Linked DNA regions of Homo sapiens: all the other regions are linked to region 3. Evidence: chromatin loops called from intact Hi-C (ENCODE). Cell type or tissue: ascending aorta. All regions are shown on one strand.

Region 1 (8,000 bases), 78 kb after region 3:
AAGCACTACCACACCTGGCTAACTTTTAAATTTTTTGTAGAGACAGGATCTCACTATATTGCCCAGGCTGGTCTCAAACTCCTGGCCTCAAGTGATCCTCCTGCCTTGGCCTCCTAAAGTACTGAGATTAGGCTGGGTGTGGTAATTCACACCTGTAATCCTGAGGCCCCTATCTCTACAAAACATTTAAAAACTAGCCAAATGTGTTGGTGTGTGCTTGTAGTCCCAGCTACTTGGGAGGCTGAGGCAGGATGATTGCTTCAGCCCAGAGGTCGAGGCTGCAGTGAGCCGAGATTGCGCCACTGCACTCCAGCCTGAGTGACAGAACAAGACCTTATCGCCTTTGTCTCAAAAGAAAAAAAGTATTGGAATTACAGGTGTGGGCTACCATGCCCAGCCTTTGTGAATGTTCTATGTGTACTCAAAGAGAAGGTTTTTCTTTTTCTTCCTTTTTTGCTGTTGTTGGTGTGGTGTAAATGTAAATGACATCCAGTTGCTTGATGGGGCCATTCTGTTCATTTTTATCTTTGCTGACTTCCTATTTGTTCTCTGAATTACCTAGAGAATAAGATTGAAGTCTCCAACTATAATTGATCATTTGTCTGTTTCTTCTTTTGGTCCTATCAATTTTTGCTTCATTATTTTCCTGTTACATTGTTTTTCTTTGGCTGCTTTCAGGATTGTTTCTTGGTCTTTGCTTTCAGCATTTTGACTCTGATGTGTCTAGGCATGGGTTTCTTTGAGTATACCCTTTTATGGGATTCACTGAACTTTTTGAATTTGGAGGTTTTGCTTTTTGACAAATTCGAGACATTTCTTTCCTCTGATGTTTTTCTACCCTGCATTCTCTTTTTTCTCCATCTAGAATTCCTGTGATGTGGACGTCAGGCGTCTGGTACAGGTGCTTCAGTCTCTGTTCATTTGTTTTTTTTCTGGTTTTAAAATTTTGCTTCTTTTTCCCTTTGTTATTCAGGTTGGACGATTTCTATTAATTTATCCTCACATTTAATGACTCATTGCTCTGTTATCTTGATTTTGTTATTGAGCCCATCTGGTGACTTTTAAAATTTTGATTATCATATTGTTTAGTTCTAACAGTTCAGTTTGGTTTTTCTGTATATCTTCTCTTTCTTTACTTACACTTTCTATCTTTCCATTTGCTTTACCAGTGTTTGCTCTTGCTTCTTGGAGTATTTCTATAATAACTGCTTCGAAGACTTTTCTGATACTTCCTTATTATTATTATTATTATTATTATTATTTTATTATTTTATTTTTATTTTTGTTTTTTCGAGACGTAGTCTCACTCTGTTGCCCAGGCTGGAGTGCAGTGGTGTGATCTCGGCTCACTGCAACCTCCGCTTCCTGGGTTCAAACTATTCTTCTGCCTCAGCCTCCCGAGTAGCTGGGATTACAGGTGCCTGCCACCATGTCTGTCTAATTTTTGTATTTCTAGTAGAGACAGAGTTTCACCATATTGGCCAGGCTGGTCTCATACTCCTGACCTCAAGTGATCTGCCCACCTCGGCCTCCCAAAGTGCTGGGATTACAGGCGGGAGCCACCATGCCTGGCTTTTTCTGATCATTGTAACACTGGTGTCATCTTGCTGTTGGGATTTGTTCCTTATCTTTACTTGTACAAGTTAAGATTTTCCTGTATTTTCATATGCTGAGTAATTTTGGTCTGTATCCTGGAATTTTGCATCCTATATTAGGAGGCTCTAGGTCTTGTTTAAATGCCATGGAGGATGCTGATAGTTTGGTTTCAGTGGTCAATCAAGGTGGTTGGATTCAGGCAACAGGTTCCGAGCAGCCTCTGCGAGCTGTGCTCCCAGTGGCCACTCAGTCGTCAAAGCAGGGCAGTGCTCTTCAGAGCTGTCCTGTGCGTGCGCCACCCAGTGGCCAGGCCTGGGCCTGGCGACGGTTTATCCTCGAGTTCCGTTCTCAATGTCTTGGGTCTGCTGTGTAGGGTCAAATGCGTGCCTGTGCAGTTTAAGGGTGAGCCCAGGATTCATGAACAACTTTAAACTGTCTCTTTCCTGATCTCTGCCCTCTCTGCAATCTCCCTGGCATTTTTCAGGCTCCCTGGGGCTTCCTTTTGGGGTTGTGCAGTCAGAAAGCTGAGCTGTCAGTTATTCTGTTTTGCCACATACTTCTCATAACTGTGGCCAAGTCCGGGACTAGGAGGTGGGAGCAGAGAGAGAGAGAGAGAGAGAGAGAGAGAGAGAGAGAGGGGGGGGGGGAGGGGGAGGGGGAGGGGGAGGGGGAGAGAGAGAGAGAGAGAGAGAGAACACACACCTGGGGTCCACTCTGATCTCGTGGAAACACAGATTTTTCTTATCAGAGAGGAAGGTTCTGCCCACTCTGAGTTTCAGGAGCCCATGGGCCATGCAGTAGTCACTGTCATTAGTAAAGCCACGGAATTGTTGGAGAACTGGGGTGCAACAGAACAGAAGAAAATAAAAAGAAAACTGAGATTTGCCTCATTGTCCCCCTTCCCTCTCCTGAAGCGCTCTTTCTCTGACCCTGGCACCTGTGTTCATTTTGAGGTCACTTTGAGTCTAGGCTGGGGATACTGGGGGAAATAATGGGAGACTCAGCTCTAGTTCAGTGAAACTGAATTTTTTTTTCTAGTCTGCCTGCTGGGTCTACAGTTCAGAGTCCTCACACAGCTGCTCCATGCATTCTTGTCGGACATCCCAGCTGCATTCGGTGGAGAAGAGGGTGGAGAGTGTTGACTCCACCTCATCCTCCATCCCAGGCCCTTCTGATGGCTTCTTCACTGTTTTAGTTGGGACAGTTATGGCTGCAGGTGGAAGCCTGCTAAATTCAAAGCTTAAGTAAAACAATGTTAATTTACTCACTTAACTGAACCGGGGAAAACGTAGGAATGGCTGGTTCCAGGGAAGTCTAAATCTGGAAACGCAAATGCTGTCATGTCCTCATCTCCCCCCTCCATCACAGGTGTCCACCTCTCTCTGAATTGTCATTCTGTTCCCTCCGTTGCATTGAGGCTTTCTTCATAAGGTGGGGTGCCTATGGCCAGGGAACACTCTGAGCTCTCATCCTTGCAGCATTTTCCTCATATTTCTCCCAAATTCCAGGATACAAATCAAAATTACTCAGCATACAAAAAAATCCAGGAAAATCTTAACCAACTTACTGCGTAAAAACAAGGAAGGGACAGAGAATGTCTGTCCTGTTCTATGATGGAAAATCCCAGGGCTGACTCTCATTGGACTGGCCTAGATCACATGCCTACCCTTTGGGCCAATCATGTGCTGAGGTGTGTGGGTGCCCCAAGGCTGGAGCTGGGAGGGGCAGTTTCCCCAAAGAAGGAAGCGAGGATAAAACACAGAGTGGAGTGCCTGTTACAATCCATGGTTTTACATGAAACTGAGTGTGCTTGGAGAATAAAAGTCACTAGGGGTATGGCAGTGCCAGCAACAGGGTGTGAGGGAACAGAACACAGGCAGGGGCAGGAGCTTGGAGGTCAGAGGTGGGTGGTAGGGTGGTTCTGATGGGTTTTGAGGGGCCAGGAGCTTTTAAAAGTAGCATGAGAGCCGGGACCGGTGGCTCACGCCTATAATCCCAGCACTTTGGGAGGCCGAGACGGGTGGATCATGAGGTCAGGAGTTTGAGACCAGCCTGGCCAACATGGTGAAACCGCATCTATACCAAAAAAACAAAAATTAGTTGGATGTGGTGACATGAGCCTGTAATCCCAGCTACTTGGGAGGCTGAGACAGAAGAATCATTGCAACCCAGGAGGCAGAGGTTGCAGTGAGCCGAGATGGCAACAGAGCAAGACTTTGTCTCAAAAAAAAAAAAAAAGAGAGTGAAAAAAGAAAAAGAAAAAAAAAAGTAGCATGAGAAATTCATCTGGCCTCACCTCCACAAACAGTTAAGACGGATGCTGTTCTGCTCCCTGGGGACTGACTCATTCCAGAGTGTGGGCTGCCAGTGTGACGTGGCTCAGCCTCATGAGGCTCCTGAAAAATGTACAGGCTTTGGAATCGGAGAGCTCAGGTCCAGCTGGACACTGCTGCTTATGAGCTGTGTGGCTTCAGTCTGCACCTCCTTAAAATGGGTGTAGTCCATAGCAAAGAGACCGAATCAACCTAAATGCCCGTGAATGGTAGACTGGATAAAGGAAATGTGGTACATACACACCATGGAATAGGACACAGCCATAAAAAAAAGAATGAGATCATGTCATTTGCAGCAATATGGGTGGAGCTGGAGGCCACTATCCTAAGCAAATCAATGCGGGAACAGAAAACCAAATACTGCATATTCTCACTTATGAGTAGGGGCTAAACATTGAATGCACATGGACACAAAGAGGGGAACAACCCACCTTCCTCCCATCCCATCTCCCACCCCTCTCCCTGACCCCTGGCAACCACGTATCTGTGTTCTATTTCTAAAATGTTACGTAACACTTTAAATGTTATTAAATGTTTTATGTAACATTTCAAAAATGTTACATAGATGGAATCATAGAGTAACCTTTTGAGATTGTCTTTTTTCATTTATCATAGTTTCCTGGAGGTCCTCCCAAGTTGTCCTGTGTGTCATTAGCTCCTTCTTTTTTCTTTTGTTCCTTTTTCTTGCCCAGTAGCACCCCACAGTGCAGATGAACCACAGTTCATACCTTCACCTGTTGAAGAGCAAGTGGGCTTGTTCTACCTCTCGGCTATTACAAGCAGAGTTGGTATGAACATTTGTTTACAGATTTTGCGTGAACCTCAGTTTGAACTTCTCTGGGGTAAATGCTCAGGAGAGCAAAGATCTGGGGGCAAATGTGATCATTCTCTCCACTTTACAGGTGAGGAGTCTGTGGTTAGGGGAGGTTTCTTGGCTGAGAACACTGCGTGGAGAGGTGACAGGTCAGAGTAGCACTTGTGTGTGTCTGACCCAGCACGTGAACTCTTAGTGGCCACACCTGATGGCCTTCTTCCATGTCTGTCCTAGCCCAGACCCAGCACTGGGGGATGGAGGGGATGTAGAGTGGATGGGACTGCCCCTCAATCACAGATGGCTCTAGTGTCCCCTCCGAGTCTTCCTCTCTGTCTCAGCTCTGGCTGTGGTAAGTGCATCCTCAACACTGCCTTTCTCATTTAAGTTGCAGCTCAGACTTCTCTTTGGCTGATCATTCTGGCTCAAGGACCCCCGCCTGGGCAGTGCGCCCGAGGGCCACAGTTCCAGTCCTGAGCAGGGCTACCCAAGGCCTGTCCTGGCCATTTGCAGATGTGCCTTTTGTGTCTGTTCCCTCATGAGACTGGGAGTTGAGGGCTGGGTCTCCATTCGCTGACGGGTCCCTGAGGCTGAGCACAGTGCCCAATACGTAGTGTGCACTTAGTAAGTATCTTACTACTGACCCGCAGCGTTGTTTAGGAAGATGCGTGTTCATGCTGGGAAGGCTGGGCGGGCTGCTCTGGAGCTCTGAGACTGTTTATTACTGAAAATGAGCCCAAGAAAGAACATTCAATAGTGGGAGTCTGAGGGCGAGACCTAGTGCCTGAGACTCCCTCACGATGCAACCAAAATGGTGTGGGTGTTTTGTTGTTGTTGTTGTTCTGGGTGTTTTTGTTGTTGTTGTGGGTTTTTTTGTTGTTGTGGGTTTTTTTGTTGTTGTGGGTGTTCTTTTGTTGTTCTCGTGGGTGTTTTTTGTTGTTGGTTTTTTATTGTTGTGGGTGTTCTTTTGTTCTTGTGGGTGTTTTTTTTTGTGGGTGTTTTTGTTGTGGGTGTTTTTTGGTGGTTGTGGGTGTTTTGTTGTTATTGTGGGTGTTTTTTTGTTGTGGGTTTTTTTTTGTTGTTGTGGGTTTTTTTGTTGTTGTGGGTGTTTTGTTGTTGTTGTTGTCATTTGGTTTTGAAGCAGGTCTTGCTCTCTTGCTTAGGCTGGCATGCAGTGGTGCAATCACTGCTCACTGCAGCCTTGACGTCCTGGGCTCAAGTGATTCTCCTGCCTCAGCCGCCCAATGGGACTACAGGTGTGAGCCCCCACACCCAGCCTGGGTGGTGCTGTTGTTGTTTTTAGAGACTATCGCTTGTTGAAATTATTAGATACTCTGTGGTGTTTGCGGGTCCCACATGGTCAAATACCCCTGTATTTTATCTCGTCAGTTTCAAGGTGCCCCCTGCACTGCCCCGTGGTCATCTTTGGTCATTTTTATTGCAAGGTTTTGAGAAGTAATTTTCAAGCAGAAATAGCACCCGCTGAACAGTCCATGGGCTTCCCGAGGGGCTGCGATCTGTCAGAGATTGAGCCTGTGATCCAGGCTTTGTCTCCAGGCATCACTGTCACTGCATCTGTTGCCAATGGGCTGGGAGAGGTAAAACCCTGGGGATGCTCTCGTATGGGTCCTGCAGTACAGACGCCGCCAAGCACCCTGACTGGCCAGGAGGAAGCCTGTCTTACTATACCAATGTAATCGGCAAAAGCAAACAGGATGAGGCATTCAGTTGATTGAAAAGCGGTGAGAGTTCATGCTGGCCCGTGGGGCTCAGGCAAGACTCTTCATTTGCAAGTCACACAAACAGCTTCGTTGTTCAGAATGGGCTGGGCTCTGTGGCAGTGAGAAACAGTCCCACGTATCAGGGTCACAGTGCAGCCAATGCTGATTTCTCACAGAGATATAGTCAACTGTGGGCAGATATATATATATCTGTGACTATATCACAGAGATATAGTCAACAAATGCTCACCAGGACAGCTACCGCCTATAAATGTGCTCAGCGTCCAGGTGGCTTTGATCTAGAGGCACCTCCATGTCAGCACGCACTTCCTCTGGGCTGGGCAAGGGAGAGCTAAAGAGCAGAGGTTCCAGCCACAGGATGCTTCTGCCCAGGGGGCACATGTCACTTCCATTCCCATTTGCTTGGCCAGAGCAGGTCATGTGGCCACACTTTACATCCAGGCTCAGGAAGAGGTGGCTCTGGCTGTGGGTTGGCAGTAGTGGCTCCCACCTTCGAGGCTCTCCTGAAGTGCAGAACACAAGGCAGCAGAGAGGCCTGGCTTCAAACCCTGGCTCTGCTTACTGGTTCTTTTTCTTCTTTTTCTTTTCTTTCTTTTCTTTTTTTTTTTTTTTGAGACAGTCTCACTTTGTCTCCCAAGCTGGAGTGCAGTGGCACAATCTTGGGTAACTGCAACCTTTGTCTCCCAGGTTCAGGTGATTCTCATGCCTCAGCCTCTGAAGCAATTGGGATTACAGGCATGTGCCACCACTCCTGGCTACTTTTTATATTTCTAGTAGAGATAGGGTTTCACCATGTTGGTCAGGCTGGTCTCAAACTCCTGGGCTCAAGTGATCTGTCTGCCTTGGCTTTCCAAAGTGCTGGGATTATAGGTGTGAGCCACTGCGCCTGGCCTGCCTACTTGTTCTTGTGAGCTTTGTGCCCTGGTGTGAGCTGTTCACCTTTGTGCTGATTAATTTAATGTCAACTTGACTGGGTGAAAGTATGCCCAGGTAGCTGCTTAAACATGATTTCCAGATGTGTCTGTGAGGGGATTACTGGAAGAGGCCAACATTTGAATTGGTGGACTGAGGAAAGCAGGTGGCCCTCCCCAGTGTAGGTGGGTGCCATTCAATCCGTTGAGGGCCTGAATAGAACAAAAAGGCAGGGGAGAGTGGGGTTTGCTGTCTGCCTGGCTGCTTGAACCAGGACATCCATCTCCTGCCTCAGCACTCCTGGTTCTCAGATCTTCAGATCTGGACTGGAATCTATGCCCTTGGCTGTCCAGCTCTCAGCCTTCCCACCACACCACCTGGACCAACTACAACTGGACCGACTTCCAACTACAGCACCACCACCAGGCTTTCCTGGACCTCCAGCCTGCAGACAGCAGATTGCGGGACTCCCCAGCCTCCATCGTGGCATGAGCCAATCCTTATAATACGTATATACTGCTTCTGTTTCTCTGGAGAACCCTGATGAATGCAAACTCTGCATGCTTTGTTTCATCAGCTATAAAATGGGGACATAAATAGTGTTTC
Region 2 (8,000 bases), 210 kb after region 3:
AAGGGCCATAGGTAGGGGCTGTAACCCCTGGAGTCTTTCCAGGCTCTCAGGAGAGATCCGCTGCCAGCTGACATCTGGAAAGGCAAGTGGGATCCTGAGTCAGCATATTTCGTCCGACGGCATCCTGGTGTCCAGGTAGGAAAACAGCCCTCCCGTGACTGTGGGCTCAGCCAAGCCTATTTTCCAGTCAAGTCTCCTCTGAATCCAGCGTTTTCCCCTTAGGCTTCCTTTCTGATTCCTGTTTCCTAAAACAGTTTTGGTGAAGAAATGAATGGAGTGGAACGTGTTTTTCTTAGCTCTTGGGTTTTCATAACCAGCCTTAGCAAGAGGCGGCCCCTCAAGTCACCTCCGCTTACGAGAGGCAGTCATGGCCTAGTGGCCAGGTGCCCAGACCCAGGACCAGGTGGTGGGGTTAAAATCCCAGCTCTCCCAGCACTTTGGGAGGCCGAGGTGGGTGGATTGCTTGAGGTCAGGAGTTGGAGACCAGGCTGGCCAACATAGTGAAACCCTGTCTCTACTAAAAATACAAAAAATATTAACTGGGCATGGTGGCATGTGCCTGTAATCCCAGCTACTCGGGAGGCTGAGGTGGGAGAATTGCTTGAACCTGGGAGGCGGAGGTTGCAGTGAGCTGAGATCGTACCACTGCACCAGCCTGGGTGACAAGAGTGAAACTCCGTCAGAAAAAAAGAAAAAAAAGAAAAAATCCCAGCGCTGCCACTTATGAGCTAAACAGCAGTTGGCAAATCACTTCTCCTCCCTTGACTTGGTTCTCTGACCTGTAAAATGGGAATGAAACAGCCTCTGCCTTCTAGGGGACTTGGTGCAGTGTGGTGAGGGTTATAGGTGTTAACATGTGCTAGGTACTTAGACTGGCTGGTTGGAAGCACCATATAAACATAAACTCTGACAATTTTTTCTTGTTTATGGTTAGAACTAGCTGAAGTTTATTTTTAAATGCCACCACCAGTTAAGAAGTGCCATATAAACATCTGTGGCTCAGACTAGAAAATAACGAGGAAGGACTGTGAATGGGAGGATCCCAATGTGTCAGGCATTTCCAGCACTCTCACTGTGCCTCTTCTGGTGCCTGACCGCCCCCACCCGCAAGAGATGGTCAACAGCCTCACGGAATATGAACAACACCCACCTTTAACATTTTGAGTGTGTATTTCATGCTAGATAGCACTGATGACCTCTAATCCTCACAGCCTGGGAAGTAGGTGAAATTTTACCCATGAGGGGAGTAAGCAAGGATCAGAGGTTCAGAAACGGCTGAAGTTCTCTGAGCCCGGAAGGGCAGGAATCGGGCTCCTGTTCACAGGGGCCTGAGATTCCAAATCCCAGTGCAAGGAGTTCCCCAGTGTCCCTCCTTTTTTGGCCTTCTGTGAAATGGGAGCTGGCTGGAAATGCATCCCCCCATTGTGGAGGGGCCAGGATCTGCTCCCCCAAGCTGCAACTGGCCTGGGTTCCAGTGCAGAGAGGAATCCCATCGCACAGGGGTTGCGCCATGCAGGGCTGGCGCTGGCCACAGCAACATCCTCCCAGCCTCTCCCTGTGTGCACAGCTTCTGAAGTCATGGGACCACCCCCGTCCTCCAACCTCCACCTAGAGGAGCCGGAGGAGGGCGCCTGAGTTTGTCCCACCACCACCCGGTGGCATCCCCTTGGCTGCAGAAATGGAGGAAACTGCAAGAGGGCTGGGCTGACGCTTGGTGTGGAGCATGGTCCCAGGGTCAGCCCAGCGGCCATGCCCGCATCCACAGTGGAATGATGGTGTCTGCAGATGTCTCTCCCCAGGGAGGACACCAGGGTGGCACTGCTTCTGGTTTATATGCACTGCTGTGTCCGTCTCTCTCCCTCCCCATCTCTATCTGTCTCTCTCTCCCTCCCTCTGTTTCTCTATCTCTGCCTATCTCTATCCCTCTTATATCTGTCTCTGTGTCTCTCTTTGTCTCTATCTCTGTCTCTCTCTTCTCTGTCCCTCTCTCTTTCTCTCTCTCTCTCTCTAACCAGGGACAGGGCCCATCTCCTGCCAAACCCGGCAGGGGGGACCATCTCCTGCCAAAGCCTGACGGGGAGGCACATGTTGAGCCAGGAACTCCCAGGTAAACCATCACCCCGGAGTCCCCTCCCAAAGGAGACCTCCTCTGTAAACCTGTGGCAGGTTTGCAGACCGTGGGTGGGCAGACTCAACCCTTCTCTCTGGCCTCCGAGGACGGGGTAGTATTATCCTTTAATCCCAGTTGACAGGCTTACACTGGACTGTAAATTGGTTCGCGTCAACTGCGAAAGGAAAGCAGAATTTCAGTTTATTTAAAGTGATCTTGTCACTGCACTCAGCGCCATGGGACATTAGCGTAACAAATAAAAATGAATGAGAATACAGTTTAAACAACTTGGCTTTCATTGTCGTCACTGCAGCAGACGCTCCAAACACCCCTGTCTTTGCTGAGATCAGTCTCAGAAAATGTCCTCCGAGATGGGACCCTGCACGGAGTGGCCTCAGGTGGGAGGCAGGAATAGCTGCGCATTGGTGCGAGTTTTTTGTTTTGTTTTGAACGTTGCTACTTTCTGAAAGTCTTTTCCCAGGAAATACCAAACTGGAAGAGAACAGGCGAAGAAAAAAAATCCTATCATTTTAGCAGTGAATTTTTTAAATTACTAGACTTTATTTTTTAGAGTAGTTTCACATTTACAGAAAAACTGAGCAGAAATAGAGTTCCCCTCTAATCCTCCCCATGCCCCTATTATTCTCGTCTTGCATTGGCGTGTTATGTTTGTTACAACCCATAAGCCAAAATGGATACATTATTATTAACTAAAGTCCACAGTCTGCATCAGGGTTGACTCTTGGTGTTGAATATTCTATGGGTTTGGACAAATGTAAAGAAAATGTAAAGAAAAATATCCAGCCCTAGAGTATCATACAAATAGTTTTGTCACTCTAAAAATCCCCTGTAGTGGTGACATTTTAAAGCAACTTAAAAAAAAAAAGGAACAGTCCCAACTTTCAGAGCTGCATAAAAAGCCCAGGAGTTGGATGCCTGATGAATACACAAGTGAGGACCGACTTATTCCCATCAGTGCTCGGCAAGGACCTGAAACATGGCTGCGGTAGAGGCACTGCACCCAGAGGATAGAACACGGCTCAGGAAGGGAGCAGAGGACAACATGGGGACGTCTATAGAACATATGAGTGCATATATGTACATATGTACACGAAGGGACGGCCTGTGGGGAGGTGTGTGCTGGCCCATTGGGTCGGGCTAGACTTTCCTTTCTCTGCTGGACTCAGGAGGCAGCGGTTGTGGGTGCCGGGGCTTGTTGATTCTGTGGGTGCATTGCCACATCCGTGACCGTGCAGCGGTGCCAGCACTGAGGCTGGCGGGCACCTACGCAGGAACCAGACTGAAGGCAGAGCCCCTCTCCTGCGCGTGCTCTCACCGACGCGTCTGGCACTGGGCTGTCCTCCCTTCCTGTGCAGGGACACTGCAAACACAGGCCTCCAGCCGCCTTTGCCCGGGGATCCAGAGATCATAAATTGCTCTCTTGCTTTCTGGGGGTCCAAGGTGAGTAAGCGGGTGGCCTCGTAAAGTCCCGCGGACAAAGCGGGTTCTTATGTCCACACAGCAGTGGCCTGCGGGACATGGCCACTCACGGCTCCGGGAGCTATGCGGCCGCAGCTCCCACTAGCCAGTGTCCTAAAATAGACGCTCACAGGCCCTGGTTGGTTCCAAAGTGTAGGGTCCAGAAGGTATTTGTGTATAAAAGAAACCCTCTCATGCCTGTGTGCGCTTGATTTATTTGCTCTAATTCATGATCCTTCACTTTCTGAAAGGCAGGCGCTGGATGAGATTCCTGGGGGCTGACACATTCCCCTCCCCGACCTCGGACGGCTGGGGCAGGATCCCTTTTGTGCTCCAAGTTGCCGGGAAGACAGGCCTTGGCCACTTTCCTCTCGCATTCCCTGGCTTTGGTGTTAAATAAGATGAAAAAGCACTAATTTGTAACACATCCCTGTGGGCTGTTGTCGCATTTGCTCGCTGATCTGCCCAAATCAGACATTAGCGGCGCACGCAGGGTCTTCTTGGGAGCTGCTCCTGGCCTCCCATATAATTCTGAATATACTCAAAGACGGTTCACTGACTGCGCTCTCCTGCATTTATTCTTCCAGCTGAAATTTTCCTGACTTTTTTCCCTCTCATTTTATTAGGTTAATAAAACTTGGTTTTCGAGCATTTGGCTGCCCCAGGAGGGCCATCGGCCCCATGTCCAATTCATCAGGCGCTAATGAGTGGCCTCGCAGGCCCCGGCCCTCCAGCCCCGAAGCTCTCCGTGGCTCGTAAAGGGGAGGCCCACGGGCTGTGCTGTATATTTTGTCTGTTGGTTTCCCAAATTCTCTCGCCAGCTCGACCGTCACTTTTTGGGATTTATTTGAGGCCGACAGCACCGTCAGGGAGCTCCTCCGCAGCCGGACCCTCCTCCCTGGCCCGGGCTCCACACACCCCACACACTCAGAGCCGTAAAATAAAGTCTGCAATAAAACGAAATAGAAATGTGTCGATGCTGCATTTTAGAACATTCCAGCAAAAGGCTCTGGGAAATGCCTTCGTTTACATTAAAGAGGGAAGCTCCGTGGGAGCAGGGGTAACACAGTCAGAAAAAGGGCCTCTAGGAGGAAGACACGACCTGGTGTTTCAAATAAATAAAGTAAAAATAAAACGCAGTCGGGTGTGCGCACGCATGAAATCTCTAAACTCTTTCTGCACGTACATTTATGTCGTCCCTGGTTTATTTTTTTGGCATTTTAGGGAAAGACCAGTGAAAGAGAAAAGTGTATGGCGCCTGCCTTCTGGGTCAAGGAACTGGGCTCTGTCTCCCTTCTAGAACATTCTTGTTTTCTCTTCCCCCACGGGTACACCCTCTCTCTCGCTCTCTCACCTTCACCAAGCTGTCAGCTCCCTGCTAGCCCCAGGCGTGGGGTTGTGTCAGCCACAACACGGTTGAAAACTAGAATGTGAGCAGCCAAGAGCCCGGGGAGTATTCACTGGCGCAGTGGCCTAGGACCCGGAGAGGTGGGCGGGGGAGACGGCCGCTAGGTTATTGGGTCCCCGAATGTCCACGTGGCAGCTGGCCTTGTCAGCGTTTGTAACAAGTGTCCTGGTCCCTCTCCTCCACCTTAAACATCTAGAAAACGCCTTGCCTTCCCTTGCACTCCACCCGGGCCTGTGCCACCGCTAATAAATCACGCCCCAGGCCTGCGGCTCCAGGGAACGTTACCTTGCCCCCCTTGGCGCCTGCCTTGAGCATGGAGGGCTCTGCGCATTCTGCATGCAGCAAAAGGAGAAATGCCAAAGCCGCCTCAGACGGTTCTCCTTTGAAATTTTCAGCACCGTCCTCCGTGTGGTATTGTCCACTTGGCCCCCACGCCAGGCAAAAGACTGTCCATACAATTGGCTGGGTTTGGGGGAAGTTCTTTGGGTCCCTAGGACATGAACAGGCAGGGTGGTGGCTCCCAGGCTGTGGGGGGCATAGCAGGGATCACTGCCCCTCTGCTACGGGGTCCTTGCACTTGTGGGCGAGGGGGATTCTAGGGCAGTCTCTGGGGTCACGGGGACTGTTCTCTGCCTTGGTAGAGGTGAAGGTCCCCTCACCTTCACACGCTAAGGCCTGCGTGGAGATGCCGGCTGGCTGCAGAGATGACAGGGCACCTCTTCTGAGTCACTGGCCCGGCTGGCATCTCCTTCCTCCAACTGGAGAAGATGCCACACAAAGGGCGTCACTCTCAGTGGTGGCTCAAGATGCCCACGGCCCGGGATCTGCACCGCAGCTTCGCACACCGTCCGGGGTGCCAGGGAGGCCCTGTGTTGTTGGTGGCTTAGACGCTGCACGTGGGGGGCCCTGAGCAGCCATTTCCATGGGGGCTTGGATGGAGTCGGCCGGTTTCCTGTCCCTTGAAGAGCCTCAGCCCAGCCCTGGCTTTTCTTGGTTGTCTCCATTAAAGCTCTAGGTTCTCAGGGGTCCTTGTTCAGAATGTCCTACCCGGAGCCGGCCCTTCTCCCCCGCACACTCCTCTTAGTAGATTATCTTCTGAAAATATACTTTGAAGGGCTTTTGTTTTGTTTTGTTTTCCCTACTTGACACTCTTGAATAAAGTAGGCCATTTATCTTTCGGGCAGAAGAATTTCAACAGTGAAGCTGCGCGGTGCAGGCTCCGTGCGGGGAGGCAGTTTTACGTTTTTTTTTCATCACGGGTTTATTTCTGTCTTAGCTTCCCCTAAAGTTTGTAGCCTTCCTCCCCTCCTTCTAACGAATCCCCCCAACTGTCATCCTCTCCCCTCACCCCCCTAAATGCATCCAGCCCACCTCAAGCTACTCGAACTGAAAGAAGCACTCATGGCCAGGCCGCGTGTTTGTTTAGGCTCACCCTGTGTTAGTCCATGTGAAATGCAACAGAATGGAGAAAAATGTAATTCTTTGCCGGCTTTTGATCAAAGAGAGGACTTTAAAAAAAAATTCAAGATGGATTTCTGAAGGACAATTTTATACACATGCTGCGTGTTTCGGAGCTCCAGTATTTAGGTGATTTTGGGGAAAAAAAAATCTTTTTTCCTCTTTTGATCCCAGAGAGAAAACACTCGCACAAACACATCTCCACCCCACAAACACTGCAAGATGCCATTTTTCATAAGTCTAACCGGCTGAAAAGAGGAAGCATTTCTCTTCCAATTTATCAACAACACAAGAGAATGTAAAATACGGCCCTACTGCAACAGGCAATCTCTTTCTTGCTTTTGTGGGAATTCAGAGCAAAGTTACCCTTGTTGCTGAGGCTAATTGCAGGACCCAGGATGTCCGGTCTGGGTCCTTGAAACACACATGCGTCCACACTTCCTCCATCCATCTTAATTTCACAACCAGCATTAAACGTACGTTTCTCCTCTAACTCCCTCAGCTTCAGAGCAAATGCAAATAAAAAGTGCTTAAAATGGCAAACATTTCCTGTCATTGAAGGCCTTCGTTAGGGTGGGGGTCGCTGAGTTCTAAAGTATATTTTCATAGGAAAACTCATTTCAGATCGTCGGCAGGAGCTTAGACTGTTCATACAGCGAAGTTTGGGGTTTGCGATCAGCCTGAATTTATTGCAGTCAAGTGACCCTTTATAGGATGTAGATGTAGGAGAGCAAAGATTCCAGATTCAAACTTGGATTAACCTGGGGCCCAGCTCAGGTCACAGGAAAAAATTAAAATATACTGAAAACTGTCCTCTTCCCCTCCCCTCCCTTCAATTCATTTTCTGTTCCATTATGGAAAAAAAACCCCAAATTTGGAATTTTAATGTTGTTTTTCCTCCATTGGTTGTTTAGTTAGTGATTTTGCCGACTTCCTGGATGTTCATTTCTGGTTCTGCACAAAAGAGTCACATTTCCTTTTGGAATCAGGACCAGGAGACAGAAGCGGACTCGGGAACTGTGAGTGCCCCCCGGTCTTCCCCGGCGCCTCTGACCCCTTCCTCCATCTCGCCGCCTTCCCTGCCTTCAGCGCGGAGTTCCCTTTCTCCAGGGCTTCTTGTCTGAACTCACCCCCTCGGCTCTCAGCACCATTCTCCACTTTTAGGAAAAGAAACTCTACAATTTCTATGCAAACATCGGATAAGAAGGGGAGGGGGAGTGACTTTGATTTTCATTTTAAGACTCTGAAAGACGGAGAAAGTAAGCAGAAGCGGGCTGGTGTATTTCAGAGGCTCCCAGTGAGTCCCTACTAAATTTACCTAATAAAATGAATTTTTAAAATTTTCGTTTTCTCATTTCATTCCAGCAGAAAATGAGTTTGCCTTTATAATGTCCAGATCTTTCCAACTCTATTGAGTGAGAAATTAACTTACAAAATTTAAATACTTTGGTACACACATGCACACACACCCGAAATGAAGTAAAGTGTGCCTGTAACACAATAGCAAGCCTGATTTTAGGGTCCTAGGACACATTTTTTTTAATG
Region 3 (8,000 bases):
CAACAGCAGCTCCACTACTGCCTTCCTACCAGCATTGCGTGTGGATTCTAATTTCTCCTCATCCTTACCAACTATTGTCTGTCTTTTTGATTCTGGCCACCCTAGCAGACATGGCGTGTGGTATCTCGTTGTGATTGCGACTTGCTTTTTTCCTGATACATCCTCTCGTGTGCTTATTGGTATCTATCCATTTCTGAATCTTCTTTGGAGAAATGTCTCCTCAATGCTTTGCCCCATTTTATTTGTTTGTTTGTTTGTTTGTTTATTTATTTATTTATTTAGAGACAGAGTCTCCCTCTGTCTCCCAGGCTGGCGTGCAATGGCGCCACCTTGACTCACTGCAACCTCTGCCTCCTGGGTTCAAGCGATTCTCCTGCCTCAGCCTCCCAAGTAGCTGGGGACAGGCACGTGCCGCCACCCAGATAATTTTTGTATTTTTAGTAGAGATGGGGTTTTACCATGTTGGCTAGGCTGGTCTCGAACTCCTGACTTCAGGTGATCAGCCCACCTCGGCCTCCCAAAGTGCTGGGATTACAGGCGTGAGCCACTGCCCCTGGCCCTTTGCCCCATTTTAAATTAGCTATCATTTTATTTTTACATTGTAACATTCTTTCTGTATCTTGGATACAAGTCCTTTATTTGTTATATCTACATAATATTTTACAACCCACTTTTTTTCCCCACTACACAATACGCTATGACAATTTCCATGTCAGATTTCCTTTATGATTTCATCTTCAGAAGCATAGCACTCCATGGCATGGCTTGGTGCACCCTGATGCATTTAATCACTACCTAACGTTAGTCATTTAGGTAACATCTCATCTTCTGATATTATGAACACGGCTACAAGAAACGTCTTCGTTGTCCAGTCTTTATATCAAACTGTGACTATTCCTTTGGTGTAATTTTCTAGAACTTTCCTGGGTAAAGGGGTGTACCTGGGTTTAAGGCTTATGGTTGACAAATCACCCTCTGGAAAGATGGTTCCAATGTTCACTCCCCACCCAGGCGTGCATGAAAACGCTCGTTTTGCTCATACCATATTGAGTCTTGGGTCTAATTTTGGCAACTATTGAGAGTCTTGGTGAACAGCAAACTCCTGGTGTGGAATTTCCCAAACTCTGTGCTATGAAAACACTAATCTAGAAGATGGTTGTTGGGGGGAAATCAATGCTAGTACAATAGTAGTTTTCTCTCTAAAAATGACTATTGTCTTGAATGTAAGCACCATAGTAAATTGTGTGTGTGTGTGTGTGTGTGTGTGTGTGTGTGTGTGTATGGTTTTCATTAGTTCATTTATTGGACAAGTATTTATCAGGCACCTGGGTTATTTATCTTTTTTTTATTGAGTTGTAAAAATTATTGATATATTCTAGGCACAAATCTCATACTAGATATATGACAAGATGTCTAGTACAAGGTACTGTAAATATTTATTTCCATCCATGGATTATCTGTTTCCTCTTTGACAGTGTCCTCTGACGCTTTTTAGGTTTGATGAGGTTTATATATACATTTTTCCTTTTGTTGCTTGTGGTTTTGGTGCCATAGCTCAGAATCCTTTGGAAATCCCCAGTGTCATGAATATTTATCCCCATGTTTTAAGAGCTTAAAGTTTGGGCTCTTACATTTAAGGGCTTGATCCACTTTGAGTTAATTTCTTGTGTATGGAGTGGGATGGAGGTTCCCCCTTCACTCTCTTGTAGGTGAACATGTTTTGGCTTCCTTGTTTAGAAGTCCTCTCTGAGTATTGTGGGGAGAACGAATTGTAGGGACAAGAAGGATGCCGGGAGACGGATTTCCCACTCCTCGGTGAAAATCTGCCTTGAAGAAGGTGTGCTCCAGAGCCAGCTGATGAAGATAGAATGTGATTAGAAAACCACAACTCGGCCGCCATCATGGTAATGATTGATGTTGGAAAGAGTCATCAGTAGATGCTAAAACTAGTGTGTGAAAATTTCATAGGTAACAGGATTTTTACATAGTCTCAAAGAACCTCTTCACAGGATACTAATTACAAAGGGTGAAGTCTTAACTTTAAAGTGAAGAAAGCTGGCAGACAACACCTTAATCAATATCAGCATCATCCATGCATGCACAGATAGACTTCATGGCCTCCCGACACGCGGCACCGAGAAGGATGCAATGGAACTTCTGCGGATTTCCTGCCCGGAATGCAAACCCTGAGTCTAACCATCGGGAAATATCAGACAAACTCCAACTGAAGAACTTTCTATCAAATACCTGGCCTGAGAGAAAGACCAGAAAGACTGAGGAATGTCCCAGATGAAGAAGACTAAAGAGATAAAAAAGATGTGACAACTGACTGCAACGCATAGTTCAGTATTTTCTTTGGTACACAAGCCTTTATTGGGACACTTGGTAAAATGGAAGTCAGGTCAGCAGATTTGATAGTAACACTGTATCCAAGCAATTCTGCTGGTTTTGAGGATTGTGCTGTCTTGAGAAAGAGAATGTCTTTGCTTTCAGGAAATACACATTGAAGTATTTAGGGGCACCAGGGGTGTTATGTCTTGGGTATCAGATTTTTTTAAATTTTCACACCAGCTTATTTTTATCCCTGTTTTCCAGATGAGAAAACTGAGGCTCAGAGCCGTGAGATGCGAGCCGGGGTGGAGGCAGCTCTGCTTGGTGCCTCTTCTCTTGCTGGTTTGTGCATCCACGACTTACCTCTGCCCATCTGCTTGGTGTGAGCAGGTGCAGCTCTGTTCTGGTCCCTGGTGTAGCCCCTGAGCCTGGCTCAACTGCCTGCCCCATGACAGGAGCTCAGTAAATACCTTCTGCGTGAAGGGCCACCATGGAACTTAGCACAATTAATATCTTGGCTTTGGGGCTGAACCTTGGCTCAAATTCCAGCTCTGCTACTCAGAAGCTGTGTAACTTTGGATAAGTTAACTAACTTATCTGGGACACAATTTTTCATATCTCATTCCTATTGCATGGCGGTTATGCTGAAGATCTAATAACACAGGCTGGGCATGGTGGCTCACGCCTGTAATCCCAGTACTTTGGGAGGCTGAGGCGGATGGATCATCTGAGGTCAGGAGTTCGAGAGCAGCCTGACCAATATGGTGAAACCCCATCTCTACTAAAAATACAAAAATTAGCCAGGTGTGGTGGTGTGCACCTGTAATCCCAGCTGCTCGGGAGGCTGAGACAGGAAAATTGCTTGAACGCAGGAGGTGGAGGTTGCAGTGAGCTGAGATTGCACCATTGCACTGCAGCCTGGGTGACAGAGCAAGACTCCTAAAAAAAAAACAAATCTAATGACACAATGATGCGGATAAAGTGCTTACTGCAACACCTGGCCTGGCACAGAAGTGCAGTTCACATTTACTGAATGAATGAGTGAGCAGGTTAGTGAATGAATGAAAGGTTCAAGTGACCTCTACCTCCGGGGGACGCTAGCTTGCCCTTCAGCAGTATTTATCGGAAGTGCCAGGGAGAGATTTGCTTGGAAATTTAATTGAACAAATGATGCATCCCCATCATCTGTGTGCTTCTGCGTGTCCTTCCTGCTCTCTCTCCCACCCCGTGGAAGCTCCGGGCAGCAGCCCCTGCCTACCTCATCCGTGTCTTTCCCCAGCACACACACACTGTCACGCGCGGCCGGCACACACGCCTCCTTGCTGACAACTCCTCCTGTTTCTCTTTAGGACGTATTGGCTAGGTGTGTCCCGGTGCCAGGTCATACCCAGGGCACTGAGCGACTGTGGCTTCTGATTTTGTCTGCCCTGCACCTCTAATTTCTTCCCCTGTGGCCCCCCAATCTTGCTTATGGACGGGGCTCCCTTGGCTCGGTCATCCTCCTCCTGGAGCTCCCCTGGGCTCCTCTCCAAGGTGCTCCTTGCTCCCAGCTGCAGGAAGCCCGCATCCTCTGGCTCATGGGCCAGGCTGGTGGTGCCTGTCCTTTGACGGTGCAGCACCTGCACTCTCGCACTGCTGCCCGAGCCCAGTGAGGCCAGCCCACCCTGCTTTCCTTACGAGCACGAGGTACTCGTGCCCTATTGACTTCCTCTGCTAACTGGGACTGGAGAGGCTGGCAGCTCAGGACGTCCGAGGCGGCTGCTGGGTTCTGCAAGCCGGACACCAAGCGGGCGCCACATCTCTGCCGGCCAGGAGGTGGTGCTGTCCCCTGGTTTATGGCCCGAGGTGAAGGCAAGTAGAGACTCTCCTGCTTGTCCTGAAAATGCTGCCTTAAGATCAAGGGAAAACAATAGGTATTTGAGCCAGTTATCTAGAAGGAAAAATCAAATCAAATCAATGAGCGCAGGCCTCTATTCAGGTCCTGCATCCGAGCTTTGAGGACCCGTCTTAGAGTGAGGAAGGGACTTCTTTGAGCCCTGCCTGGAAATCCTGTGGGAAAGGATGGCAGGGCTGAGACTCAGGGCTGCTTTTCTGAGAGACGGAGACGGCAGCTCTGGGCTGTGCACAGTCCCTGCCTCTTGCCCAATGCCCCTAGGAAAGTGACGGGGCCACCCGAGCCTCAGGTCCTCACCTGAGAAATGGAGATAAAAGTTCAGGCGCCGTGGCATGGTCGAGGCGTGGTCGGGCTCCGTGGCGTGGTTGGGCGCCGTGGCGTGGTCGACGGCTATAACTGAGCCTGTGAACATGCGGCGTGGTCCTGGCCTGCTGCCTGGGACACCCCTGCTTCGACTGGGATGTTGGTCCTGTTGCTATGGTCAGAGACTGTGGGGGCTCTGAGATACGCTTGTCACTGAGAGGGGCTTTGTTGGAGGATGCAGCCCTCTTGATGTCTAGGGGAGTGGGCCTGACATTTATGGAGCACCTGCCGTGTTCAGGGACCAAGTGCACACAGATGAACACCCAACCCCGCCTCTCAGACTCACAGGGGTAAGCGTGTCCTGCTCCCTCTGGAGTTTCTGGGGAACGTGGGCAGAGTGTGGTCTCTTCTGTCCCAGGTGCGTTGGAGGAAATGACTTTTGAGCTGAGTGTTAAGGGACAATTAGGATTTCTTAGGGGGAAGTCGTGTGGGAAGGGCATTTGACAGAGGGAACAGCCTAGGTGGAGGTGTGGAGGCAGGAAAGCATCCTGCATGGCTGAAGGGCTGCGGGGCAGCCTGGAGGAGGAGGACAGGCGGTGTGTGGTGGGTCCCTGCAAGTGTGGGCATCGCCCTAGGCCCATTAGTGCAGGCTGGGGTGTTCTTTAAGCCAGGGCAAAGAAATCCCTGACAAGGAGGGACAAGTGCAGGCTGCGCCAGTGTTTGCTCTCCTCTGAAAAAGGGTGGAGGCCACTGGCGAGGTTCCAAGTGGCTTTTCTCAGAGCTCAGAGATCTCAGCCTGAAAGTGCAGAAAGGGAAAGAATCCTCAGATTCAGCAAATCTACTATTTATGTCTCTTCTCTTCCTGCTCCTTTTTTTTTTTTTTTTTTTTTTTTTTTTTTTTTTTTTGAGATGGGGTCTTTCTCTGTTGCCTAGGCTGGAATGCAATGGCGCGATCTTGGCTCACTGCAACCTCTGCCTCCCAGGTTCAAGCAATTCTCCTGCCTCAGCCTCCCGAGTAGCTGGGATTACAGGTGCCTGCCACGATGCCCAGCTAATTTTTGTATTTTTAGTAGAGAAAGGGTTTCGCCATGTTGGCCAGGCTGGTCTCAAACTCCTGACCTCAAACGATCTGCCTGCCTCAGCCTCCCAAAGTGCTGGGATTATAGGCGTGAGCCACCATGCCCGGCCTTCTGCTCCTTTCTTTTCATTTTTATTTTTTTTTGGCGATGGAGTCTTGCTCTGTTACCCAGGCTGGAATGCAGTGGTGAAGTCACAGCTCGCTGCAACCTCAACCTGCTGGCCTCAAACAATTCTCTGGCCTCAGCTTCCCGAAGTGCTGGGATTATGGGTGTGAGCTGCCGCACCCGGCCATTGCTTCATGGTTTCTCCCTCTGGTCTCAAGGCCTGGGTGTTTTTTCTTTTCCTCCGATGCTCTCTGCAGCTTCATGCTTGGGCAGGCGACTTGCGGAGCTGTTTTTGCTCTGGGTTCCTGGGCCTGGGGCCTAGGGTACCTCTGTCCCTCGGACACCTCAGTCTTATGCTCAAAGAACCACCCCTAGACTTCAGAGGCGGTCACGGGAGGTGGTCTTAGGCCCCAGGCCCCTTCCGATGCCTCCTCTGTGCTTTCTCCCGCCCGCCTGCGCCCACCACCCAGGCAAGGTTAAGTTTGTAAAAGCTCCTTTTGAATCTCCCAGAGTTTTATCTGGAGGGCCGTCTAAATCACTTCGGAGGCTGTTGGCTGAACTCAGTAAATAAACACAGGGAGCCCTGGGGGCACTGTGACTTACGGTCTCCTTGTCATTTACCCCAGAATGCACATCAGCGAACAGTGCCTGCCATTCTAAGGGGCTCTTTGACTCTGAACACACACAGAGTCTCCTCCTGGGCTGATTCCCTGCACGCTGGCATTTGGCTTTCTGTAGAGAGCCAGCATCAGCCATGGCCAGGGTTAATTCACTATGGTGGGGACAGTGCCAGGGTTGTCTGGGCTCAGGACCCAGGGATGGTGTGGCTGCCCCCATGCGTCCATATGGAGGGCAGGAGGGATCTTGCTGGTGGGAGCAGGATTTAAATGCTTCGAGGTGACACAGGGCAAGATGACTGTCCCCAGTCACGAAATCATCTCACTGGAGTGCTTGGGGGAGGGGGCAGGGCCAAGCGTCCGCCTTGCCTCGCAGAACAACATTTTGGTTTTCACACTCACCACTGAAAAGTCATTAAATTGAAAGGAAACCTGTGCCCCGTTCCCTCCGCAGTCACGCCAGCGCCGTCCCCAGGCACCTCACAGTGTAGCTTTTGTTCAGGAGTCCGGAGTGTAAAATTGGAGTGGCAGATTGTCGGTGCACACATTTAGAATTTCCTGGCTTTCATCAGCTGCGCCACTCAAATGACAATATTTAATCCCAAATGTTTCCTTCCCTTACCCTACCCCCCCATTTCATGAGTCAGAGGGCTTCCCCCCACATTTGCAAAGTAGACTTCTCTTCCATTTCTTCAACCGTAATGAAAAGTATATTTACGATTTTTTTCCCCTATGTATTTGTGATTATACAAACTCTCCTGAACATTTTAAGGGGCCTTTCTTAGGAGAAGTTGACTTCCTGGTTTTGAGTTGAATGTAACTCTCCTTTGCTGGCTTCTCCGCTCCCACCATTCATTTCATAAGGACAAGGTCATGCACATTTGAATTCTACGGGTCGGATCTCATAGCAGTAATCTTGTGCCGTTTCATTCCATTGGATGTGGCTGGAGTGATATTGCTCATTGATTTGAGTCAGGCGGCTTTTTTGTTATTTAGGGATTTTTTCATTGCAGTCATTTTTATTAAAGAAGGGTTTGTTGTAGATGAGAGAATTAGCTGAAATTTAAAACTCGAAGTTTCTTTTTATTGCTTGGTCACTTTGTAGAATCCATTGTTTAGCAAGACAGCCCTTCTGAGGCAACCCAACAAAAAGATTTTCAACAACACATCTCATGTTGGTCCTCTGATATACAGGCGCATATGCATACCATCACAGTTTACATTTTGCAGTGTGCTGGAGAGTCTCCCAAGTAACATTTCATGTCAAAGAAAGCCTGTAAAAGCGTGTCTACGAGAAGCACTTTGGAGTGAGAAGCAGGTGTGACTCCTTGGTGTGTCAACCCGAGCGGGTTCCGATCCTCTGGTATCACTGGGTCCTGGGTTCTGACACGCGAGTGGATTCTTATACCTGGGCGGGTTCTGATACCTGGCTCAGACCCTGATGGGCTGACGGTGGGGTTCACATGTCCTGTGGCCAGGCTCCCGTGCCCAATGGTCCAGTCAGACACCCATCTGGGTGCTGCTGAGAAGGTGCTGGTGGATGTGGTCAGCCTCTCCCATCAGCTGACCTCAAGGGAAGCAGATTACCCTTGACAGTGTGGGTGGGCCTTATCCAATCAGGGGAGGACCTTATGAGCAAACTCCGAGGTATTTCTGGGAGGGAGGAATTCT

What was found. A loop is a pair of places that touch in the nucleus more often than their neighbours do. Peaks named below come from ENCODE experiments on the same cell type or tissue, not always from the same donor. Only the 100,000 strongest peaks of a DNase experiment are listed, where the experiment ranks them.
Region 1: a loop joins it to region 3, with 4 times the contacts of the local background. A loop is called at or near these places in 40 of 110 quality-filtered maps.
Region 2: a loop joins it to region 3, with 4 times the contacts of the local background. A loop is called at or near these places in 60 of 110 quality-filtered maps.

Annotation. Positions count from the first base shown.
Region 1 is chr16:87,197,260-87,205,259 of GRCh38, reverse strand. No RefSeq gene overlaps it. Among named protein-coding and RNA genes, the nearest start is that of C16orf95, 120 kb to the left of the region's middle. In ascending aorta, a CTCF peak has its summit at 1,901 (motif pointing left); DNase peaks (open chromatin) are centred at 1,899 and 3,969; H3K27ac peaks cover 2,881 bases.
Region 2 is chr16:87,064,404-87,072,403 of GRCh38, reverse strand. No RefSeq gene overlaps it. Among named protein-coding and RNA genes, the nearest start is that of LINC02181, 11 kb to the right of the region's middle. In ascending aorta, no CTCF peak of the experiment used is centred here; a DNase peak (open chromatin) is centred at 3,909; H3K4me3 peaks cover 3,795 bases; H3K27ac peaks cover 4,900 bases.
Region 3 is chr16:87,274,947-87,282,946 of GRCh38, reverse strand. All of the region lies in intron 3 of LOC101928682 (a long non-coding RNA gene), which reads left to right. Among named protein-coding and RNA genes, the nearest start is that of C16orf95, 38 kb to the left of the region's middle. RefSeq lists an enhancer at 3,399-3,904. In ascending aorta, a CTCF peak has its summit at 4,143 (motif pointing right); a DNase peak (open chromatin) is centred at 4,136; H3K4me3 peaks cover 811 bases.